Linked DNA regions of Homo sapiens: region 2 is linked to region 1. The links are chromatin loops, found by intact Hi-C in ENCODE. Cell type or tissue: breast epithelium. All regions are shown on one strand. Each heading gives the region's core, and the rest is flanking DNA. Links, peaks and the distances in the headings are about the cores only. Region 1 overlaps GAS1RR (GAS1 adjacent regulatory RNA). Region 2 overlaps LOC105376126 (a long non-coding RNA gene).

Evidence for each region. Hi-C counts contacts between places; a loop is a spot of excess contacts. Peaks named below come from ENCODE experiments on the same cell type or tissue, not always from the same donor. Only the 100,000 strongest peaks of a DNase experiment are listed, where the experiment ranks them.
Region 2: it touches region 1 in a loop (11-fold over the local background); 1 of 110 quality-filtered maps calls a loop at or near these places.

Annotation. Positions count from the first base shown.
Region 1 is chr9:86,965,435-86,977,544 of GRCh38, reverse strand. The region is part of intron 2 of GAS1RR (GAS1 adjacent regulatory RNA); the gene reads right to left. Among named protein-coding and RNA genes, the nearest start is that of GAS1RR, 23 kb to the right of the region's middle. RefSeq lists an enhancer at 7,447-7,616. In breast epithelium, for the core only: no CTCF peak of the experiment used is centred there; no DNase peak of the experiment used is centred there; H3K27ac peaks cover 2,518 bases.
Region 2 is chr9:87,236,398-87,248,507 of GRCh38, reverse strand. All of the region lies in intron 10 of LOC105376126 (a long non-coding RNA gene), which reads left to right. Among named protein-coding and RNA genes, the nearest start is that of LINC02872, 94 kb to the right of the region's middle. In breast epithelium, for the core only: no CTCF peak of the experiment used is centred there; no DNase peak of the experiment used is centred there.

The DNA of each region.
Region 1 (12,110 bases), core at 2,749-7,748:
GGAGGTGATTCAGATAAATATTAAGTCAGGAGGTTATTTCTTCTTTTGCTTTTCAGAGTTATTTTCTGACTTTCGCCTGATTAGGGTGAGATGAAATTTTTTGCCTTCCCCTCAAACCTGCAAGTTTTGTCATAGCAATGAGAGAAAAGCATGGCATGGGTGAATCATCTTTAGAATATGGAAAGTCAGGCATGTCATTTCCCTGTTCTAAATGCTTTAAGGAATCCCTGATGTCCACAGTAGAATAATCTAAGCTCCTTGGCAGAGCAGACAAAGGCTACAGAATCCCACTGTGACTTGCTGTGCAGCCTCTCCCCCGGCCCTCTACACCTGCATTCGGTAACAGAGACACCACTCCAGGTCCTCATGGTCTGGATGTCATTCTGTCTGCCCAGGGAGGCCATCTCCACTCTACTTCAAGCATCATAAACCACTGCCCTCCTCACTTGTTTCTGTCCTACCCAACTCTATTCCTGCCTCAACAGGGCATCTGCCTTTGTGTATTGTAATCCCGGGGCTGTGTGTTGATTTCTCACTAGATGTCAAGCCTTCTGAGGACAGACACTGTGTCTTTTCAGCTCAGCATCCCCACAGTTTTACTAAGTCACTTTGCCTATTGTGGAATGAACAACTTTCCTCTGAACCCACTCTGAGGTCTATAAGCCCAGGTTTAAGCAATAGAAGTTAAGGACAAAATGGCAAAATAAGAAAACTGACCTTTTTTACATTGGGTGGTCTATGAAATTCTAGACGAAATTTTGTACATCTGAGCATTGGTTTCCTCATCTATAAAATGTAAGGGTCTACATAATTGGCTCTAAATGATGTCACCCACAGCTAGAAGGAGCTAGAGTCAAAGGATGACCTCCCATCTCCAGACCCTCATCTATTTTCCTTTTATCACAGGTCCTGTTTATCACAGGTCTAGTCTTGACACTGTAGCCAAAATCTTAGCAATGTGAATTCCTTTAGGTCCGTTGAGCCCTAAATCTCCAGTTTCAACATTTTTTAAGTGATTTTGTTAGAAAGAAATAAGCACTGGGCACATTACAATTCAGGGACAGCCCGATGATGAAAACTACAGATCGTGTGGTACTGGAACTAACACAAGGAAAACCTTTTCTTCCTTCTTTCTTTATAAAATGTATAAACTGTGGCTGTCTATGCAGCAAAATATTCTTGAGGTATAAGATATCAGTAAATAGCTATTCATAACATCCTGAAATATACAACTTTCAAAATTGAAAAAAAAAATTTAAAGGAAATATGTAATACTAAGAGGATTGGAGATAGTTAATAGTTAATAGTTTAGAGGAGGAGTTAATAGTTATCGACAGTTATATTCACTGTGTTGTCTCCTAAGTAAAAGAATGCATGGAGTCGACTTAGGAATTTAGTTACAAAGAATAATAAAATGCATTTCAAAAGCAAAATTATTGGATCCAGATAAAAAAAATTTCAGGCCCAATTGTGTGCTGCAAATAATAGAAAGAAAGTTGTAACTTCAAATATTTCATAACCAATTTAAAAGAAAGACTTCCTTCAAAGTAAAATCATAGTAGTTTACAAATTAGAAGATATTTTCACTATCTGAACTTCAGACACATGGAGAAACTATATACAGTACACAGCTGTCTTTACATTGCCCTTTTTGTTACTATAAAGTACAGTAAAAAGAGACCAATCCCTGTAGAAATGAGATATGCTCTTTTTTGTCAAAAGGAGTTGCACTTTCATGATTTCCCACAAAACAGCTGCAAAAATACCTACAGTAGGGCATCTGGAATTCTTAAAAGTGACTTGAGGATTTGTGGCTAATGAAACATTGTGAAATAACACTCACCATGTTGTAAAAACTACCCTTAACCATTTATTGGTATTTTTTAAGACAAAAATGAAAGGTGCCCTAAGCATATTAGCCTAGCTTGATTAGAAGAAAACACTAAAGTGACAAAGAAATAGTGTAAATAAATGCCTTGCCAGAAACAAATCTTGACACAGTAGACATTTAAGTCTCTTTTGAAAGTTATGAAGAACAGTGCGGTAAAATCATAACGTGACGGCTGTCCCTTAAGTGTTTGATCAGATTGCGGGACATCATCAGTAATAACTTTCATGTTCTTAAAAAATGTGGTTTCCTATTGAGACTGAGCATTGTTCCCAGGGAAAAAAAAAGATGGAATTCTCTTAAAGATGTTTTTCATTTTTACCTCTCGCAAAGCAGGACTATCAAAATGAAAGCAATGGCCTTTTCATGAGAACTTGGGTCAAATAAACCACATATTGTTCCATCTTAAAATGAAACATCTGGTTGATTTAAGAAGAAAACGAGCTTAATTATTCTTGAGCATCTAACAGAGAGAGGTTAACTTCTAAATCTATATGTCTTTCCAAGCTAAACATGGAGGGGGGAAAAAAACTATGAAGTTATTTTTGACTCAGGAAAGTAGATCTGGAGGTAATTTAGTGAACACAAATTACCATTGACAAGGGAAGAAATAATTTATTCTCCTGGTGAGTCTTTTTTATTTGAGTGGGCAGTGTGGAGCTGTCAGCAGAGAAAAGGCATTTGGATGGATTTAAAATAATTGAAACCCAAGTCCAAAATCCTATAAGATATCCAAGGTATCATATATAGTTGTGACACTCCTTGGAGAAGTTTAACTTCTAAACTGAAGCATGAGGGTGAAGCCATGAGATATAAATTTGGGTAGAGGAGAGTTCACAACTTGGAGATAAACAGGTTGGAGGGATAGCCATCCTAAAGTATTTCTTAACAAATCCTTTTCTTTTAGCCTCACTTTCCATTTTTTCCTTGGGTTGTCAACCTAAAAGTCTCTTCTCACTTGAGTATTTATGGATGTCTTCTTGGAAGTCCTATCTCAGCTCAAGTGCTCCTCCCTATGGCCCCTTCCTTGAAGGTGGACCTTGACTCGCTGTTGATGGTCATTACCAAGCATCATCCCCTTGGAAGGGTGTTGTCCTTTCCCAGCTGGAACCATAAGGCATGGGTGGGATGAGGCATTGATTTGGTACCTGGCCAAGCTTCCCTCAATGTCCTGTTTCCTCTTCTTCACTTGCGTGTCACTGAAGACTAAAGGGATGATCAGATTTTCCTGAAGATATGGAGTAACTTCAAGACAACTACATCCTAAGAGAAAAAAACTTTTAAAAAACTTACAATTATACTTTAAAACTGTCTTCTCTCACCGTTCTGGCGGAAAGCACCTATAGTTGAAAGGAAAAGTGCCTTCATAAGGGATCTCCTCCAGGTCACACTCAAGTTATTCACCTTGACCTTGACCACCTGACCTGTACCTCCCTCCACCATTTCTTCTTCTAATCTCCATGGTGTGAAACTCTGCAGGCTTTTTGGCTCTTATCACAGGCTCAACTCACGATCTGTCCTTTTCCCTGCCCAGCACTATACTTCCTCCAGTTTAGAACATTTTCCTCTCTGAGAGGAACAGCAGACTAGAAGGAATTGTGATTGTTGGTAATTAGCCTTTTAAGTCAATGAACAAGCCATCTAGCTTCCTTTACATGATGGAGAGACTGTTGAACACACATACTTACATATCTCACAGAGACAAACTTTAAATCTCAGAGAGTATCAACTAAACTTGGAGGGAGAGGAGTAATTACCTGACTGCACCATAATTTGCAAAACTGCCTCTCTCCCAGTGGAGTTTTACTTCACCATATTACACAGAGCTCTGTTAATGCAATCCCTTAAACCCCAACAATGCTCTCATTCTTTCTTTACCATCTACAAGGAATAACCGTATAGCTTTGGTTAGAACACTCTTTTAACTTCACAAATACTCCTCCGACACTTTGAGGTTGCCAAATACATCAAATTCTTATCTGAGCGTCATCGTAGTCTTTTTCTGGGGTAAGGAAGTTATAGTGACACCTGAAATTATTTTATTGATGAAGATTTCATAGCTGGCTATTGGTCACATAATCAAATGCAACGTCGGTAGTCACATGGATAATCTCAAATAATTTATGCTCAAAATAATCTTAATCTAATGGTTTATGTATATTGGAAGTGAGATATGTTAAAAATTTGAAAATCTACTATAACTCAGAGAACAGTGAAGCTCTACTTTAAATACCAAATGCAAGAAGCCCTGAAGACTAGCAGCATATTTGCAATGACTCTTCAATGCCACATCCATGTTTCTGGGGATTGAAGTGATCTACCTCATCATTAGGAATATTCTGGAACTCAGGCAAGTCCTATCTCTAGCTCTGTGATTCTCAAACTCTTTCTTAAGGGAGAGGTGTGTGTGTGTGAGGAGGAGGAAGAGGAGCAGTAGCAGCAATGTGTGTGTATGTGAGAAGAGGAGGGAGATGAAACATAGGGAAGGGCTACCAAATGCTTTTCATGGCAAAGATGGCTCAGGAAAGCCAAGTTTCATGAAGAATCAGGAATGTCTATAGAAGCTCTATATATTCAGGACCCACCTTAAGCAAAACTGTCAATGTGGTCAACTATACTTTGTAAGACTAGGTGGTAAGCTAGTCTTACCAGGAGTTAGGTTGTATGACAAATCATTTGCTCAATGAATCCCACAAAATAGGGGAAGCAGAACATCCCTCATATTACCTATACTTTTCCTCACTGCAATTTCTTGGTTTCATGCTTCTGCCTTTATTGTTTAAATTGGTGTGGGGAGGGAAGGGCAAGAGAGAGAGCAAGCAGAGAGAGAGAAAGATCATTTGCTAAGGAGGATCTGAGTCCCAGGGATGGGGAGAGGAGTTGTAGGCAAGGCTCACCAGAGAGGAAGCTTGGAATAAGCAGCTTGAGGCCCCGTTTCTAGCACAGTTGCCTATGCATTGTGGGATCTACCATGTTTACACCAGGGAAAAGAATTGAATCTACATTAGTAGGTTGGTTTTATGTGTGTTTAATGCCCCATGTAAGAGAAATGAAGATTATCTCTACTTTAAAAATAAATTAATAATAAATTCAGGTACTAGAGTTCATTTTCAATTGCATTATGAAAGATTAATAATGTAACTAAAACAAAGACATTTGACTTTATTTCTAAAGGTGATATTAACTTAGGAATTCAAAATACTGACTAAGATGAATGCAAAGTGATCAGGTGACTTTAATATTATGCTGAACAGCAAATCTTAAAAATGAGTGCTACTAATGGGTCTTTTTTTTTTTTAAAGGATAAGAACACTGATTCCCAGCCATGGTTTGGAGTTGTTAGGAGAGCTTTCTGATCATCCAAGGACTCTTAAGGAATTCGCCATTTTAAGTCCTCTGAAAAAAATACAGGTATTTGTTACTCACTATTTGATTATTTCAGTGGGGGGTTAGAATGTTAGGTGGAGTCATGAAATAGGGCCAAATAATTTAACGTTGCAACTCACTTAATAAAATTAAATCCAGGATACACAAGTCACTGAGTTGGGAGAGAACTTTCTGGAAAAGTTACAATTAAAGCAAGAGGGCTTCTCATCAAGACAGGGCCTCAGGACTTTGGCACTGAGGCATAGCCTTGTTTCCAGGGAAAGAAAAGAAGTTTTACACATTCTTTGAACTTATCTTCACTGCTTTAAAAAAGAGAACAAGATGGAGAGCTAAAGCCAGAGAAAGAAAGGGAGGAAGAGAATGTTAAGGAAACTATGACACATAAGGGATAAAAAGAAGGAACATCTGCAGGACAATTAGCAAATTCCTTCACAAACAGAACATTTAAATCTTTAAACTTTTCAACACCAACTAGGCTACATTGCTTTCAAAATACTGTTTACTGTTATTTTCTATTCTAAATTCAGGAACTTCTTTACAGAGGAACATGCGGAGAGAGAGAGGAGAACCACCTTCTTATGGAACTACCATTTTAAATCTCAATCTATCATGAATGTTCGGTATTTTGTTTCCACCGAGAGGGGAAAATAGCTTTAAATATAACTTCCAGGCCTGCTAGATATTCAATTTTGCCCACGCTTTAAATCCAATTAATGTGATATCCAAAGGCACCACTTTTTAACAAACCAAACAGATGGTGTATTTCACCTCCTTCGGTTACTAAGGAAAGTTAAGGGATGAATTGGATTTTTCATCTGGCACACGTAAAAAGGAACTTCAAATGGTTGTGTCTCATATCTAGCTGGGAGAATGGTGAACCGGCAAACAATTAGCTTACAAGATTGAATGGGTTTCAAGAAGAAAATGCAGGTGAGATCGGTTTTTATACTTAAAAATTTAAGAATAAAAGTATACTTTAAGTATAAAAGAATAAAAGAGGTAAGCTAAGGAAATGAAGCTTGCCTCCTATCAGAGTAAATAAATGAAAACAAATAGAAAGCCCCACAAGCCTTCCCTACTGGGCTAATGCAGTGCAAGAAGGGTCCCCATCCCTAAGGCAACAGGACAAGCAGGTAGTAGCTCAGACAACAGCATCTGGAATGGCCATGGCTTTATCCGTCACTCCTCCTTAACTCCTTGTCACCCATCCCTCCTCCCCTCCTCTTCTCTTTCTCCTCCACCCCTTTCTTCTTTTCATGTTATCAGAGAATACTCTGATAGTAAGTTAGGGTTACTACACCTCCACTGATCCCACAACTGGAATTTAACAACCTCATTCCCTCTGAGGCTAACATAGGAGGCAGTTTGACAGGAAAGCAAGAGTCTAGGAGTATCAAGGAAGAGCGGTAAAAGATGCTTGTTATTCCAAACTCTGATGTTCACCTCTAAGAGGCATTAGATGATTTCACTTAGTGAAAATGATCAATTTCTTGGCATCCCTCAAAATACCATGATTTATAACATCAATAAGAATTTGCATACATGTCCTTTAGTAAGTAAAAATATGCACAACTCTTCAGTCACCACAGGCCATTTGTGATGAACCTAGCCAGTAGCTTATTTGCTCACAGGAAGTATCAGTTACATCATGAAAAATCACAAAAGGCTGCTCTCATAGCTCCCATCTTCTGTGTCTTCCTCATCATTCCTAGGGAATTGGTTATCAGTGTGTGGACCTCACAGGTCTCATAGGTCAATGCCTGATGCTATAGAAAAGGTCTTAATCGGCCGGGTGCGGTGGCTCATGCCTGTAATCCCAGCACTTTGGGAGGCTGAGGCAGGCAGATCACGAGGTCAGGAGATTGAGACCATCCTGGCTAACACAGTGAAACCCCATCTCTACTAAAAATACAAAAAAATTAGCTGGGCGTGGTGGCAGGCACCTGTAGTCCCAGCTACTTGGGAGGCTGAGGCAGGAGAATGGTGTGAACCTGGGAGGCGGAGCTTGCAGTGAGCTGAGATGGCCCCACTGTGCTCCAGCCTGGGTGACAGAGCCAGACTCTGTCTCAAAAAAAAAAAAAAAAGGTCTTAATCACTCACTTAGCTCAACACCAGACTGCCTATATCAAGGGCAGGAGGAAACATGGCTCACCTGCTCTTCTGATCCCAACTTTTCCTGCCAAATGAATCAGTTGAAATAATAATAACAATAATTTATTTGGATGGAATTTTTGGTGCTCTGTGAGAATATGTACGAGCAGGCGATTTGATGGCACCCCCGTATAACAAGCCTTGACATTAACACTGATCAAACAAGAACATTAATAAATGTTTTTGTCTCCTAATATCTCTTATTAAGTGCAGGCAATAAATCAATTGTGCTGATTACATTCCACTGACCTGAAAAGAACGCTCTTCAGATCGTCTCATCTTTTTAGATGCTGGCTGTGTAACAATCAATAACTATTCACCTACAAACTTGTGTTGTGCATAGTAGGTACCCACTGAATGTTTGTTGAACTAAAAGAAAGACCCCTAAACTATATCTTACCAAAATCTCTTAAAGGCAATTCATAGGCATCTGAAACATTCCTAAGTGCGACAAAAACTAGCGTAATTATATTTATCAGGATCCACCTAAGAAGGCAGAAACCACTGTGGGTACATCAAAGAGAGAGAATTAAATTCCTTACATAGATAATAGATGCTAGGAAGCTGAACCAGGCACAGCGGTGTAACCCAGAGATCTGCATGAGCAGGGAGCTGCCACGTCTCCAAGGCTAGAAGGACAGAGAGAAAGATCATAGTTACCTGAGCCCAAGGGTCAGGTCACAGGAACCAGTGAGAACTATGGCAGCCAAGTGGGTAATGGAGGTGTGGAGTCGGGGGATGCTGCTTGAGGCAAAGAGGGACAGGAAAAACATCCTGGATTCTCCCTTCTTTCTTTCTCCTTTGTCCCTCACCAGTGCCTCCCCTCAGCCAAACCCTGCTGAAAAACAGCTTACAAGGAAGCCTGAGAAAGTCAGCCAGCAGGGTAAAGCTCTCAGTGATACAGAAGAGGGGAGAGAAGGGGAAGGACAGGGACTGGATCTGGAGCCGATGGCACAATGGTGGAGTGTCAGCTTAGGTAACATTAACACTAACTGGCTAAATACATTCAGAAAAGAGAGAGGCACTGTTGTCCCTGACACATTATAATGTAGGTGCTCAAAACAGCTTATGTCACATATACATTTAGCTATGCACACAAATATCAGAATGACTCAAAGAAGTCACCAAGAAGCTCATACACAAAATGGAGAATAGGAACATTTGAAATGACATAAAATAATTTTAGACACATTTCTCTCCAGCGTTGCCTAAACAATCAAAAGGGATCACTCTGCACATGTGTAGTGTTGAAATTGGCATCCTGAATCCAAGGCAGCTAACTACTTAATCTTCTTTCTCTTTAGGAAAGCAAAGGTTGGCAGCCTTGGGAAGCTGGCTGCCCACGGAATGCACATTTCCCACCAATCTATTTCGCCCAGGCTTTTTACCAGTTCTTGGAGCCTACGGTGTCTGGCTTGTGGCTAGACCACAATTCTGACAGGAATTGTGAGTGGGGGCCACGCCAGGCTGACTTCACCGTGATGATATCAGAGCTGAGGCGGGGTTGCCAGTCTCGACATGCTGATGTCAAAGCCAGCCCACTCCTCCAACCTGCTTGGTTTGTTGGCTAAAATAATTGGCCAACATTAAACCAGAGACTAAAGACCAAATGATTGTTTGAGGCCCCAGCAGACCTGTTTCCCAGCAGCTGCTCAAAGTAAGCACTTGATAGCACATCATGTACAATGAGGCAAGTGAGGCAAGATGTTGGAGTCAGAGAGATCTAGCTCCATATCCCAGTTGCTTGCTAGCACTATGGCTCTGGGCATCTCAAGCCATGCATCTGCAAATAGGTAGAATGATGTTAGGATTAAGGGCATGGTGCACATATAAACCTAGTACACTCTAGCATAGAGTAGGTATTCAGCCCACCACATCTCCTGAAAATATGAATGCTCAATAAAAATTAATCATCAATGGCCGGGTGCGGTGGCTTATGCCTGTAATCCCAGCACTTTGGGAGGCCGAGGAAGGTGGATCACGAGGTCAGGAGATCGAGACCATCCTGGTTAACGTGGTGAAACCCCGTCTCCACTGAAAATACAAAAAATTAGCCGGGCGTGGTGGCGGGCGCCTGTAGTCCCAGCTACTCGGGAAGCTGAGGCAGGAGAATGGCACGAACTCGGGAGGCGGAGCTTGCAGTGAGCCAAGATCATGCCACTGCACTCCAGCCTGGGTGACAGAGCGAGACTCCGTCTCAAAAAAAAAAAAAAATTAATCATCAATAATAATGATAATCCTTGGCTGGGTGTGGTGGTTCACCTCTGTAATCCCAGCACTTTGGGAGGCTGAGGCAGGCAGATCACAAGGTCAGGAGTTCGAGACCAGCCTGGCCAACATAGTGAAACCTTGTCTCTACTAAAAATACAAAAATTAGCTGGGTGTGGTGGTGTGCGCCAGTAATCCCAGCTACTGGGGAGGCTGAGGCAGGAGAATTGCTTGAACCCAGGAGGTGAAGGTTGCAGTGAGCCGAGATCATGCCACTGCACTCCAGCCTGGATGACAGAGCAAGACTCTGTCTCAAAATAAATAAATAAATAAATAAATAAATAAATAAAATCCATGAAGGAGATAGTTTTGCAAGGTGCAATATTGGGCTAATCACTAAAATAAAATTGCAATGTAAATGGCAAAATCAGTTGCCCAAATGTATTAGTCTGTTCTTACCCTGCTATAAAGAAATACCTGAGACCAGGTAATTTATAAAGAAAAGAAGTGTAATTGGCTCATGGTTCCACAGACTGTACAGGAACGTGGTGTCGGCATCTGCTCGGCTTCTGGGCAGGCCTCCAGAAAACTTACAAACATGGTGGAAGGCAAAGTGGCAGAGAGCACTTCAAACGGCCAGAGCAGGAGGAAGGGGGAGCAGGAAGGTGCCTCACACTTTTAAACAACCAGATCTCTCGTAAGAACTCGCCCACTATACAGTACCAGGATGGGTGGTGCTAAACCATTCATGAGAACAACGCCCCCATGATGCAGTCACCTCCCACCAGACCCTACCTCCAGCATTAGGGATTAAAATTGGACATGAAATTTGAACTGGGAGACAGATTTAAACCATAGCACCATGTGTGTTTAATAAATATGTCCTTCTCTTGCTTGAGACACAGAGTTCCCCAGGTTGTTTATTTGGCAACTGACCCTCCCAACCAGGCTTCCCGCGCTCTCAGATGATAATCCTGATTCATAAAGTCAACAGCCCCTAGAAAGGAACTTTCTACCCTGGGTCAATACATAGGAAATCATTAGTAACACCGTTACCCCCCTGATTTCACTGTTAACTGAGAAAAAACAGTCCTAAATACGTTTCACTTTGAATATGAAGACTCTGCTTTACTGGCTATATATGACATTGAAGCATTAATATTTGCTGTAGTAAAAATGCAGAGACTAGGCTGAGCACCGCGACTCAAGCCTGTAATCCAAGCACTTTGGGAGGCTGAGGCAGGTGGATCACCTGAGGTCAGGAGTTCGAGACCAGGCTGGCCAACATGGTGAAACTCCGTCTCTACTAAAAATACAAAAATTAGCCAGGTGTGGTGGCACACACCTGTAATCCCAGCTACTCAGGAGGTTGAGGCAGGAGAATTGCTTGAGCCCAGGAGGCAGAGGTTGCAGTGAGTTGAAATTGTGCCACTGCACTCCAGCCTGGAAGACAGAGCAAGACTCTGACTCAAAAAAAAAAGAATTCCGAGACTACAAACCTCAAAAGAGATTACTATTTCCTAAGGCAGCACTCTCAAACAATTACATCTAAACCTTGCTTGCTGTTCCCTTTCTTCTTTAGCTTCCCTGCCCTCCTATTTTTTCCTTCTTGCCCTATATAGCTGTACCATTAAATTAGACACATGAAATTATTTGTAGCAAGTATCCAACAGGCTGTCTAAAAAATGTGAGTCATATCCAAGTAATTATTTTAAGGATTTTGTTATTTCAAAATTTGAGAAATCTGCACATGAGAAGAGTCCAAAAGCTAGGCAACTGCTTTTCTTTCAAGGGGTATGTTGACATATTCAGCAAATAATTTCCAAAACACCATGATATGTTTGAAGTTGTTTTTCTCTCTAGACAATTGTGTCACTAGAAAATCACATTTGTACTGTATATTTTCTTAGATTGGCTTGCCAGGTGACTGGAAATAAAAGGCAGGTTCTTAAAAATTACCTCCTCTGAGGCCTATCTCCCCCAGTCGAGGGGGTTCAGTGCATTCCAACTGTACATTTTTTGCTTTAACGCCCTGTGTGGCCTTGCTCAGTTTAGATTTGAACCCAGTTCAAGAAAGCACAAGTCCAGGAAAAGATTATGCAAGACTTCCGTGTTTACGCTGCACTGTACATTCTTAGCAATACTAGCCATGTCATCCATAAACTTCAATCTAAATCTTATAAGATTACCAATCAACTTCTCGGCAAATATGACAAATTTCAAGACAAGAATGGAGAAAATTGTTGAAAAACAATGTTTTCCAAGAAGTTTATAGACGATAATGAACACGAGTGCATTTATGAAACCAGTGAAGCAAACGTTTGTGGAGTGTCTCCTTTAGGCCTCACACTGTTGCTACGTGCTCAGAGAAACACACAAGTGAGTGAGACCTAACTCTAATACTTATATTAATATACTTGAATATTTAATACTCTAATACTGTAATACTGTACTCATAGATATAATACAATATGAT
Region 2 (12,110 bases), core at 3,644-8,643, 270 kb before region 1:
GAGGCCTTAAGAGAAGCCAGGACTGTAACGTGGAAGGAACTTGAGTTCCTAAATGCTCAGGTGGAGGAGAGCTGTGCACCAGAACCATCCGTGTTTCCTGTTACATCTGCAAGAACCAAGTATTGTTGTGTAAAGTCATTGATAATTTAGTGCTTATTTGTTATAGCAGCTAGTGATGGCCAAAATAAGATGGAAACTGTTGAACTGGCCATTGAATGTGCCTCACAGAAATTTTGTCTTGAAACACTTTGAAAATATTTTCCAAACACACATATTAATTATATGCTGTCTAAAAATAGGCTGCACTTTTTTTTCCAAGTGTGTCTTTGCACTCTCACATTCCTGTCCCCTCCCAAGACTTGATAGAATCAAGCAATTAGTTGGAAAGCAACTTTTCATATCTCATTTAACCGTCAACATTTAAATACCTGCCACATATGAGACCTGTGCTGAACTGTGGGATATAGATGTGGTCCTTGTTCTCTGCCTGCTTTCATGGGACTCCAACCTAACATTTTTCTGTGACATATACCCAGATAAGTGTCAACTTTGAACACCTTTAATGATAGAGGACCCTATTCCCTCAATAGTTACCCATTTGACTGTGAAGTAACTATAATAAGAATATCTTCCTGATAGTAATCCAGCAGAAATATCTGCTAATCGGACCCACTCCTAAGAGACATCCAAAAGTTTAAAACATTTTTCTTCCCATTAAGATTTCTCTTCTTCAGGGTAAACATATGGAGATCTTCCCCTCATTCCCAGTTGAACTTGGGTTTGAGGGCCTTCCCCACCTCCTGCAGGAATGGTCAGAATATTCCTGCCTACTATTTTATTTGAATCAATTACTTTTATACACTAGTGTCCCAGAAGGCCAGGGGACAGTCTCTCCCACCACGTTTCTTCTGCCCTAGCCTAGACCTCACCTCTCAGTCCTGGGCCACTACTAGCTCTTTTATTTTATTATTTTTTTTAATGTTTCTTCCCAATCCCTTTTTTTCCTCCAATTATTGACTCATCTTTCCCTAACAAATTAAATTTCCAAAAGCCTGAATTTCATAGTCTTACTCCTATCAATGGCTTACCCAGGTGCTGATTTTAACATGTAACTCGCATATATAAAACCTTGCAGTGGCCTTTTTTAGCCTGTACAGCTTTAAGTCTGGATTCTGTTCTCATTGTCCAGTGTCCCCCTGGGCATTGTAAGGAGGGGCTTTGTCCTGAAGACTGTGCCAAGCCTGCCATGGAGCTTGGATTTTGTTCCCCCAGCCTGTACTTCCTACTGAGGAAGGGAGTGTTCTGGGGGTAGACGCAGAGTCCCGGGTAAGAGAATCAATAGGGTCAACAGCACACGTCTCGAAGCATCAGTTTTTACTTGGAAATGTAGGCAAGGAGCTTTCCTTTAATATTATATAAAATTGCATAAAACGGTATCTCGTAATGTTCACACTAATATTTAACGTGGAGTGAGAGAATTTAGAGAGCATTTATTTTTGAGGAGGGCTGATTCAAGCCCTATCCCAGTTATATATTCATTCCTTTATGTCTTTGGATATTTGAAAGCTGCAGCTGTGTTCTTCAAACTGCAGGTCATGATCCATTTGTGAATTTATGAAATAAATTCTGTTCCAAAAAATGTGGAACAGAACAGAATAGAATAGACTTGCTCAGACAACCAGAGTTCATAGGTGCGTGTGGTTCAGAGTTGTTTGATTCAGTGACTCAGAAATGTTCTTAGGAACTCAGGTTCCTTCTGTCATCCTAAATTTGGTTGGATGTTCTAGTTTTGTTTTGGTTTTGGAGGAGATCTGCTAGGCCTCAGGACCATCTGGGTTTTCTGTGTTGCAAACAGAGAGCAGGGACCACATCTGTATCACAAGGTTCAGCACAGGCCCCAGATGTGGTAGGTATTCAAATACTGTTGTTTAAATGAGTTATGCCCAAGGTGTCTTTCTTTCTTGTTTTTTTTTTTGAGATGGAGTTTTGCTCTTGTTGCCCAGGCTGGAGTGCCATGGTGCGATCTCAGCTCATGCCAACCTCCGCCTCAAGGGTTCAAGTGATTCTCCTGCCTCAGCCTCCCAAGTAGCTGGGATTACAGGTATGTGCCACCGCGCCTGGCTAATTTTGTATTTTTAGTAGAGGCAGGGTTTCTCCATGTTGGCCAGGCTGGTCTCAAACTCCTGACCTCAGGTGATCTGCCCACCTCGGCCTCCCAAAGTGCTGGGATTACAGGCGTGAACCACTGCGCCCAGCCCAAGGTGTCTTTCCAACTAACTATTTGATTATTCTCTAAAGTCTTAGGAGAGGACAGGGATGTGAGAGTGCAAAGACACACTGGATATAAAAAGCACAGCCTACTTTTAGACCAACATATTAATTGTTTGGAAAATAGTTTCAAATGTTTCAAGACAAAGTTTCTACGGAGCATATACAATGGCCAGTTCAACAGTCCCTACCTCAGTTAAGATACTACTAACTGCTGTAACAAATAAGCACGAAACTGTCAATGATTTGAAGCAATCATTGTTTTGGCATTATCCTAAGGCTAGTTTCCTTCATTTTATTAACATGCTCTATACCAACTTATTTGCCCAACAGGAGAGAAATCTTGGCTTCTCGATTTTCTTTTAAGATTAAGGAATACCTTCTTAGGGTTTGTTTTAAAGAACTGGGTCTCAGTCAGTGCTACTCTTGAGCTCAGAGAAATTTCCTCAACAGGGAATGGAAGTGGTGGACATTGTGGAGTCACACCTGTCTGCTACAGCTAGCGAGGCTGTGTTATGCAGTATAGATTAGGGAGCAAGGCTAGAGAGAAGGGAACCATTTAAAAGGTCGTGGGTGTCTCCCTCCCAGGCTTGTCTACCTCCTGTTTATCCTTCAAAGCCTACTGATAACCCACTTTCTCAGTAAGATCTTGTCAAGTCACATCACTTCAGCTTGCACTGCTCCTACTGTCTCTGAATTTTGTTTACTATCTGAGCCATGCCCTTTGAACGCGTCTGTGTCCTAGCCCTTTAGGGTTTACATTTCTATTTTAAGATACATGATTGCACAAGTGATGTGGTCTACTTCCCTATACCTCAGACAGTGCCGGATCAGGCTGTTTTGATTGGGCTGATTGATTCTGGTGGATTATCTTTTCTGATACTGGAAGAATGTTAGAAACTTGACAGACTTGATTTTCTCTGTTTGAGGATTTGGGAGGACCGTGGAAAACTTAGCTCCTCCAGGTAACTTCTTCTAAGGGTGGACATCATTATGAGCAAGCTGGTCTTTGAGTTTAAGCAACATAAACACTTCTATCCCTTTTTTTGGTCATGATTGTTAATAGGTAAAATTTCTCCCAGTTATTCTGGAAGATGAGGATTCCATCTAATACATTTGATAGAGATAATGAATGAAGAATAATGTGGTATTTGTTTGGAATGTACAATTACAGATACTACCAACTAAGATATTAGAAGGTATTATAGGAATCATGAACATATTAAATGTTCATTTCCTATGATAAAATAGCCCTATGCAATAGTGTTTACTAGGACAATAGTGTTTACTAGGACCTGAAATCTTAACACTAATACTCTACTTAAAGTAAGACCTCTATGAGCCCTACTTCAATCTGCTGCAATTCCAAGTTCTAACAAAGTGAAGACACTTGGTGTTCAGGGAATTAATGATTTCCCCTGTGAGGAGTTTTAATCAGGAGATCTTGCCTTTGCACTCATGTGTGAACTAAAGTTCAATGCTGCTTCCTCCCTAATCCTTTACAGCCCTTGCTTTGATCAAAGTAAGCTTATATGAGTTCCAAAGATGGGTTCTGTAGAAAGGAAAGAAAATGTCTTAATTACTTATTTACCAGGAACTGTCAATTAATCCAATCAAGTTTGTGGGAATTTTGTTGCTTAGCTAAATGTCAAAAGGGAGACATTTTTAACAGAAAGGTGTTAGATGCGGCCCAGGCACTTGACTCAATTGGTGTATTAGTTGGAAATATATTTATCTACATTTATTTATCTATTTTAATTTTATCCCAAAGTCAAAGATCATATGTTTTTCTAACTGATTAGTGAATGAAGGGAACAAATAAAATAGAGCATGAAATGTGTTACATTTTGTATTCCATACTTCCTTGACAGATGGTTCTTTTGAATGAGAGAGAGATAGAGAGAGAGAGAGGTTGACTCAGTGGATGCCATTTGATATAAACCCAATTCCACTTCGGTAAGTCAGAAAGATAGGGAATACAGGGAACACCTGAAAAAATAACAGTTGCTACATTTATTGAACACATAGTCTTTGCTAAGCACTTACTTGCACTGACTCTGTTAATGTAAGAACTCTTAAGAGCCATCCATATCAGTATGCTTGGAATATTCCAGAATAAATATGTCCCTTAATTTATTTAATCTTTCCCACTGTTAAACATTTTAATGTTTTCCTAATTTCATTATTATACACAATGATAAACATTTTAGTGTTTTCTAAGTTTCATTATTACACACTAAATTTCATTATTACACACACAGTTAATAATGAAATAAATTTCATTATTACACACTAATTTCATTATTACACACTCTAAAATTTCATTACACACAGTGATAAACATTTTAGTGTTTTCTAAATTTCATTATTACACACTCGGCTGTCATAAGCATTCTTGTTCATGTCTGCAGGAGTTATCCTGGGACAGATACTGAGAAATGGAGTTGCTGCGTCATAAGACATGTGGTTTTAAACATTTCAAGACACACAGCCAAGCTGTAGTCCTCACCACATTATTGTCTAGGTTTTCCTCAATCACATTTAAAACTTTTTTTTTCCAATTCAGTCAATAAATTGCTGTCTCATCATTGCTCCTAGAGATATGGTAGACTAATATTTTGGAGAAATTCTAGAACAACATACTTTTGAGTGTTGGATAATGTATTATAACAAACAAAACCAAAAATCTCTTTTTTAATGGAGGACTGAACTGCCAAGAAAATCAGAAAATTCCTTGGAGACTAGAAACCAAAGGAATATATGAACCATAGGATAGGTTAGCTTGTATTTTCTCTGGGTATATTTCTCAGTCATAGGTGACCTCTGGCCTGGGTTTTAATGGGTCATATGCTCAGGAACCAGGCAAAAAAGAAAAGATGAGACTCTTTTTCAGTCAGAAAACACTAAAAGGTCACTCTTTTATGTGATAACTAGAAAAAAAAGAATCCTGGCCCAGCAGAGGGAGATGTTAGGGAAACTTCCTGTTTTGGTGTTAGGTAAAATGGAAAATAATTACATTTTAAAATTTCTATGAATCCATGGAAAATTAAAAGGATGATAAGGGAATACAACAAAGAACACTACAGTTACAAGTAATGTAGATGAAATGAACCAAGTCTTCGCAAACCACAAAGCACCAAAACTCACTTAAGATAAAATAGATAATCTGTAACTATTAAATAAAGTGAATTCATAGCTCAAAACCTTCTAAAACATAAATTTTCAGGACCAGATGGGTTCACTGTTGGTTTCTTCCAAACATTAAAGAAGTGACACAAATTTTCTAATTTCTTCCAGAAAATAGAAGAAGAGGGAATACATTCCAATTCATTTTATGGTGCCGGGCTTACTTTAATGCCAAAAGTAGACAAAGACAGTACTGAGAAAGAAAACCACAGGCCAATATCTTTATGGAATATGAATGCAAAACCACTTAGCCACTTAACAAACTATTAGTGAATCAAATTTAGCAATATATAAACAGAATAAAGCATCACAACCAAGTGGGGTTTATGCCAGAAATGCAAGGCTAGTTCAATACTTGAAAATTAATAAAATCTACCATAGTAACAGTATAAAGGACAAAATTCAATGATTATATCAATTAATGAAGGACAAAAACATTTAACAAACTTCAATATCCATTTATGATTTAAATCTCTCAATATACTAGGAACAGAAAAGAGGTAGGAAATGCAAGAAGAAATGCTGAGCAGAAAGCAAAATGTTCAATGTCTGGATAAAACTAAATAATCACTGGCTAAAACAGTGATAATAATGTCTAATTTGTGGATTAACAGTTCAAGATGGCACTAAATTGTAGAACAATAATTCTATATAAATTAGGAGCAGAGGGATTGTAATGAGAGCATACTAAATTTCTTGTATGACTGAGATGTTAATAAACTTAGATTTTGTGAAGTCAAACATTCATGTTAAAATTTCTAGAGCAGTCACTGAAAGTATAACAGCAAAGTGTATAATTTATATATTAGTGCAAGAGAACAAGGAGATAAGGAGAAAAACAATCTAAAAAAACCTCAAGGAAGGCAAGGCAGGCAATGATAATAATAGAAACAAAACAGCTATCAAAAAATCACTTTAAAAAAGAAAAATAAAATAAATGTTATAGAAATAACAATCTTCAAAATATGATTACAGAAATGTGTCTTAGTCAGGGGCTAGGTTGTACTGGGGCCGTAAACCACCACTATATATCTCACTGGGACCAGGTCCTAATAACAAATATTTATTTCTTGCTCATTCTTCATGTCCATACTGTGGGTTCAGTTTGGTCCCAGGCTCCCAGAGCAGCCTCTGTCCCGACATTGTCAGTTTTTGTGGCAGAGGAAAAGGAAATGAGGCAAAGCATTGCACCTGCCACCTCACTTCTCCCACTTTCCACTGGCAAGTTACATGGCACTGCTTCAGGTGGGTGAGGTATTCTCTCCTTCAGAGAATCTTCCTTCAAGGATGGAAAACAGAATTTTTGGTGAATCCAATCTACCACACAATAAAGCCAAACACGTCAGAAATCATATTGAATGTAAACGTATTAAACTCTCCATTTAAAACAGAAAGATCACTAGAAGTATTTTTTTTGTTGTTGTTGTTGCTTTTTTGAGATAGAGTCTGGCTCTGTCGCCCAGGCTGGAGTGCAGTGACGCGTTCTCGGCTCACTGCAAGCTCCGCCTCCTGGGTTCACGCCATTCTCCCGTCTCAGCCTTCCGAGTAGCTGGGACTACAGGCGCCCGCTACGACGCCCGGCTCATTTTTTGTATTTTTAGTAGAGACGAGGTATCACCGTGTTAACCAGGATGGTCTTGATCTCACTAGAAGTATTTTTAAAAAGTAACTTCTATATCTTTTATAAAAGTTCCACCTGTAACAAAAGCACACAGAAAGAGAGTCATAAGATGAAGAAAAAAATTAGTTACAGATGAATAGCAACCAAAAAAACAAATAAAACAGAACAAAACAAAAAAACAATCTGGAATGGCCGTATTAACATGAATCTAAACAGATCTGAGGGCAAGAAATATTAGCAAAGAGTCACTGTGCTTTGACAAAGATTAAATTTTAAATAGTATGGTCTTAATTATGTACATTAAAATACTTAATGCTGGTGGTCCCAGCTACTCAGGAGGCTGAGGTGGGAGGATTGTAAGCCCGGGAGGTGGAGGTTGCAGTGAGCCAAGATATATTTGGCAAATAATTTCAATTTTTGCAGTATTATGAAGGACTGCAAGGGCCTGAACTTGCCTGGAGCACCAGGAAAGGTCTCTGTGTGACGTAACAGGTTGAGTCTGAGGAAGCAAGGGGAGCAGAGGTGGGAAGAATAGAGGGCTCTTGACTGAGAGGAGAACGAACTTAAAAGATCTGAGAACCTAGGGCATAGCCATGTGTATGTGCACAATATAAGGTTGAAGTGGGAGAGATAAAGGGAAGAGAGGCACAAGATAAACGGAAACAGTGGCAAGGCCATATCAGGCAGGGTCTTGTGGTCCATGTTTATTTTCATTTTTTTTTTTTTGAGAAGGAGTCTTGCTCTGTCGCCCAGGCTGGAGTGCAGTGGTGTGATCTTGGCTCACTGCAACTTCCGCCTCCTGGGTTTAAGCGATTCACCTGCCTCAGCCTCCTAAGTAGCTGAGATTACAGGTGCCCGCCACCCCACCAGGCTAATTTTTGTATTTTTAGTAGAGAAGAAGTTTCGCCACGGAGGCCAGGCTGGTTTCGACCTCCTGACCTCAGGTGATCCACCCGCCTCAGCTTCCCAAAGTGCTGGGATTACAGGCATGAGCCACTGCACCCGGGCTCCATGTTTATTTTGAACCTTACCCAAGAGTGATAGGAAACCTTTTATTTCTAAATCAGAGGAAAGAGATGATCAGATTGACAATTTTCAAACAGCACTTTAGGTGACATGTGGGGAGCAGAGAAGGCATGAGTGGACGTGGGGACAACACATACCCCTTTTTCCATTGCCGTTCTATTTCCATGTGCTCTCTTTTCCATTGCATTAGATGTATTTTCCTAATTTCATTTTATCTAGAAAAGTAAAGGAGCTTTAAATATACATACAGTTATGTATAAATAACATAATACTGGTATTAATAATAATGACAATGCTAGCTACTATTTAAAGAACACTTACCACATACCAGAAGTAGTTCTAAACACTTTACGTGTATTAGTCCTTTTAACCCTCTGTCTCATGAGGTGGATAGTATTGGGACCCTTGTTTTACAGGAGGAAGTTCATTGCTTGGAGGTAACTCTGGGCATTTTGTCTCTACAGTCTCTGCTCTTAACCATCACACTAGATTGACTAGAATTGGGAGAAATAAGAGAACAACTGTTCGAATGCACTTATTCGAAACCATTCTCAAACTCAGCAAAGACCCAATGGACATAAAATGCTGCTCTGGTGTAACCACAGAGGTCAGGTGAGAGGATGACCTAGGTCCAGTGCTGGCCCAGCCTGCATGGCCGACTTAGCGCTGAGATACTACCGTGATCAGCAGACAGCCTCTTTAATACACTGGAACAAGGATTGAAGCAGACTTGAGAGGAGGTTTGTTTTTGAGTCTAGTTGTGTCTAGGAATATCAGATTATCTATTATCTTTCCTTGACTGTACCAAATGTTGATCTGGCCTAGAATGTTGTCCACTCAGTTCCTTCAACCATTCGGATGCCTGCTGGGCATGACTCCAGGGACTGAGGCCAATGCTGAGATTGTGTAGATAATTTCCCTGATAGCCATGGTTTAGACACTCATCAAATCACAGACCTGCAAATACACTGGGTGTACACAGAGGTGTACACACATTTACTCACTTAAATGACCCTACTCCTTCTGTGAACAAGGTTTCCCTAAGGCTTTGGAAGCCTCTGTCCTTTGGGAAGAGCTGTCTAAAGTCACTTCCCAGGAAGTTAAGAAACTGTTTGTGTTTATAGCCACTGCACTGTAGTCTACACACCCACTGAGTGTCTGCACAGGATCTGTGAGGTTCCATAAAGCTAGGGGGGTTCGCTGTGAGAAACTTTAGGCTGGGGTGGCTTCAGGCAGAAAGCACACTGTAAACATGGAAGTGGGGGCACTTCTTGAGGTGGCTGTTGTTTTAACATGTCCTTTGTTAATGTGGCTCCTTTTCATTCTCTGTTATTTTTCACTTCTCTCTTTCCATTGTCAGCAGGGCTACGGTCAGGGTCCTTTCTATGAACTGACTCAGATTAGCGTTGGCATCAGCCATGCTGTCTGTTGTGATTCCAAGTACACAATGATCATTGATGGGAGGCCAATGGCTTAGAAATGGATGGCCAGGAAAAATAATTACAGAGCACACTGAGCAATGTTGTTCCATTTCCCTTGTATGGATCTGTGAAGTACAAGTGGCTCTGTCTTTCTCCGAATGTCGTATGATGCATATACTAGGAGTGTGTGATCATTGCTTTGTTAGTCATTTCTTCTGTTTTTGCTAGGACTTTCAGTTCGGCAATTTCATTCAGTCCAATAATCAGTTAATTCAGCTGCTGGCCACCCCAAGCTCCACATTGCCTTCCAAGACGTCACTCCACACATGAAATGGGATACAGTGTGCCAGGTCATTGCCAGTTCAACTGCAAGAGGAAACTAGAATTGACTGCATTGACTTTGATAGTAACTCATATTACACGTACCCTACAATCTGCAAAGCACTTTAAACATAGATTATTTCATTTTCTTCTCTAAAAACTATGAAGAATATTCCAGAAATTTTTCATAATGACTTTCTCTAGGGAGTAAGAGTGTGGGGGCTATTACGTGTATCTCAATTGTGTTATTTTTCTTGTGCACATGCAATCTGTTTGTATGTGAAAAAGAAAAAAGATTTAAGAATATCTACAGAGAAAGAATGGCAAAGAATATGTGGCAAGTGTAGCAACTGGCGATTCTGGCTATGGTATATGGAATTCTTTGAACTATTCTTGAAAACTTTCAGTAAGTTTGAAATTATATCAGGATAAAAAGTGAATGATGACATAAAAATATTAAAAGCATGTAATTCTTGGGTAATGCTTAAAATGGGTAATTCCAATAAATTTGCTTGGAATTTCCCTAGGAATCCCAATAAAGCTTAGAATGCAGGCTTTGCTTATAATCATAGATTAAAATATAATTGAGTACACTGTAGGCTGAAGGAGAAGTTATTGTATAGTTGAAGCATGACATGAGCTTTTACTGAAATATAAAATGAAGCAAATTCTTTGAATTTTCTTTGTGTTCAGGTGTGCAATTAGAGGGTGACTTACTGCTTTCTTTTGAACATAGTATATTCCATATGTTAGAAGGTGATAATTACATTGTTAGATACCTATTCTATTTTTTACATACTGTAAAATTCATCTGTTTTAAGTGTATAATTCAACTACTTTTTACTAAATTTATAGAGTTGTTCAACCGTCACCACAATCCAGTTTTAAAATGTTTCCATCACCCCAGAGGGATCCCTTGGGCCCACTTGCAGTAAATCCCTGTTCCCTCCCCAGATCTAGGCAAATGCACTCTCTGTCTTTATATATAATCTGCCTGTTCCAGACATTTTACACAAGCGGAATCTTGCAATATGCGGTTTTTCTCATCTGGCCTGTTTCACTTAGCAGAATGTTTTCGAGGTCCATCATGACTATTTTTTCTGGGATTTTTCCCTTGGCATAAGAAGTTACACAGAAAATAAGCAAATACCTTACATTTACTTCCAGGAATGCAGAAGGCAAGCCACTAATACATAGTGACAAGTCTCTCACGGCTGAATCTGCATTGGCAAGTGCCCAGCCTGAGAATTTTCCTTGTCCAGAAGGTATGTTATTTAAAAAAAATTAATAAAACAAAAAGTTGGTTGAGTGTCTGCTATACCTGCCAGAATCTGGGAAGTTGTCACTGCTCTAATTTCTTAATGATGCAGCAAAGACCTTGAGAGTACAATGATGGAGACCCATGTAATGCAGAAGAGGATGCACAACCCACAGGGAGTCTCCTGTTTTCTGGAATCTACATTTCTTTTTCTTTTTCTTTCTTTCTTTCTTTTTTTTTTTTTGAGATGGAGTCTCACTCTGTTGCCCAGGCTGGAGTGCAGTGGCACGGTCTCAGCTCAGTGCAACCTCAGCCTCCTGGATTCAAGCGATTCTCCTGCCTCGGCCTCCCAAGTAGCTGGGATTACAGGCGCCAGCCACCACATCTGGCTAATTTTTGTATTTTTAGGAGAGACCGGGTCTCACCATGTTGGCCAAGCTGGTCTCGAACTCCTGACCTCAAATGATTCACTTGCCTTTGCCTCCTAAAGTGCTGGGATTACAGGTATGAGCCACTGTGCCTGGCTGGAATCTACATTTCTTAGAATTATAAGCTCTCTTTCAAATGTGGGAGTTTGTGGGCACAAACCCATTAGCAACTTTATTCCGACAAGCAGCAGAGTGGAGGAATTACTGTTTCTACAATAAAAAATAATGCAATATCTGGGACCTGACTCAGATATCTGTCTCTGAATATGTTTACTCCAAGAACAGCAGAGTGACTCAAAAGACACATATGTTTTGTGATAATGTCTTCTGGTACCAAATGTGAGATGTAAGGGAATGCCTTGGTTTCAAGAGAATATCAGTTTCAGAAAATATTGTATTTGATATAAATGTATACTGCAGATATAAAGTGTTTGTTATTATTTTTTAGTAATTTAAAGCATCGAGTTTACCAGAAAATGGAAAAAAACACATTAGGTTAAAGAGCTGAGTGGGTTAATTTTTCTTATCAGTTCAGATAGTTTGAAAATGAATTTGCAATGCACACTCTTTTCCTTAAAACT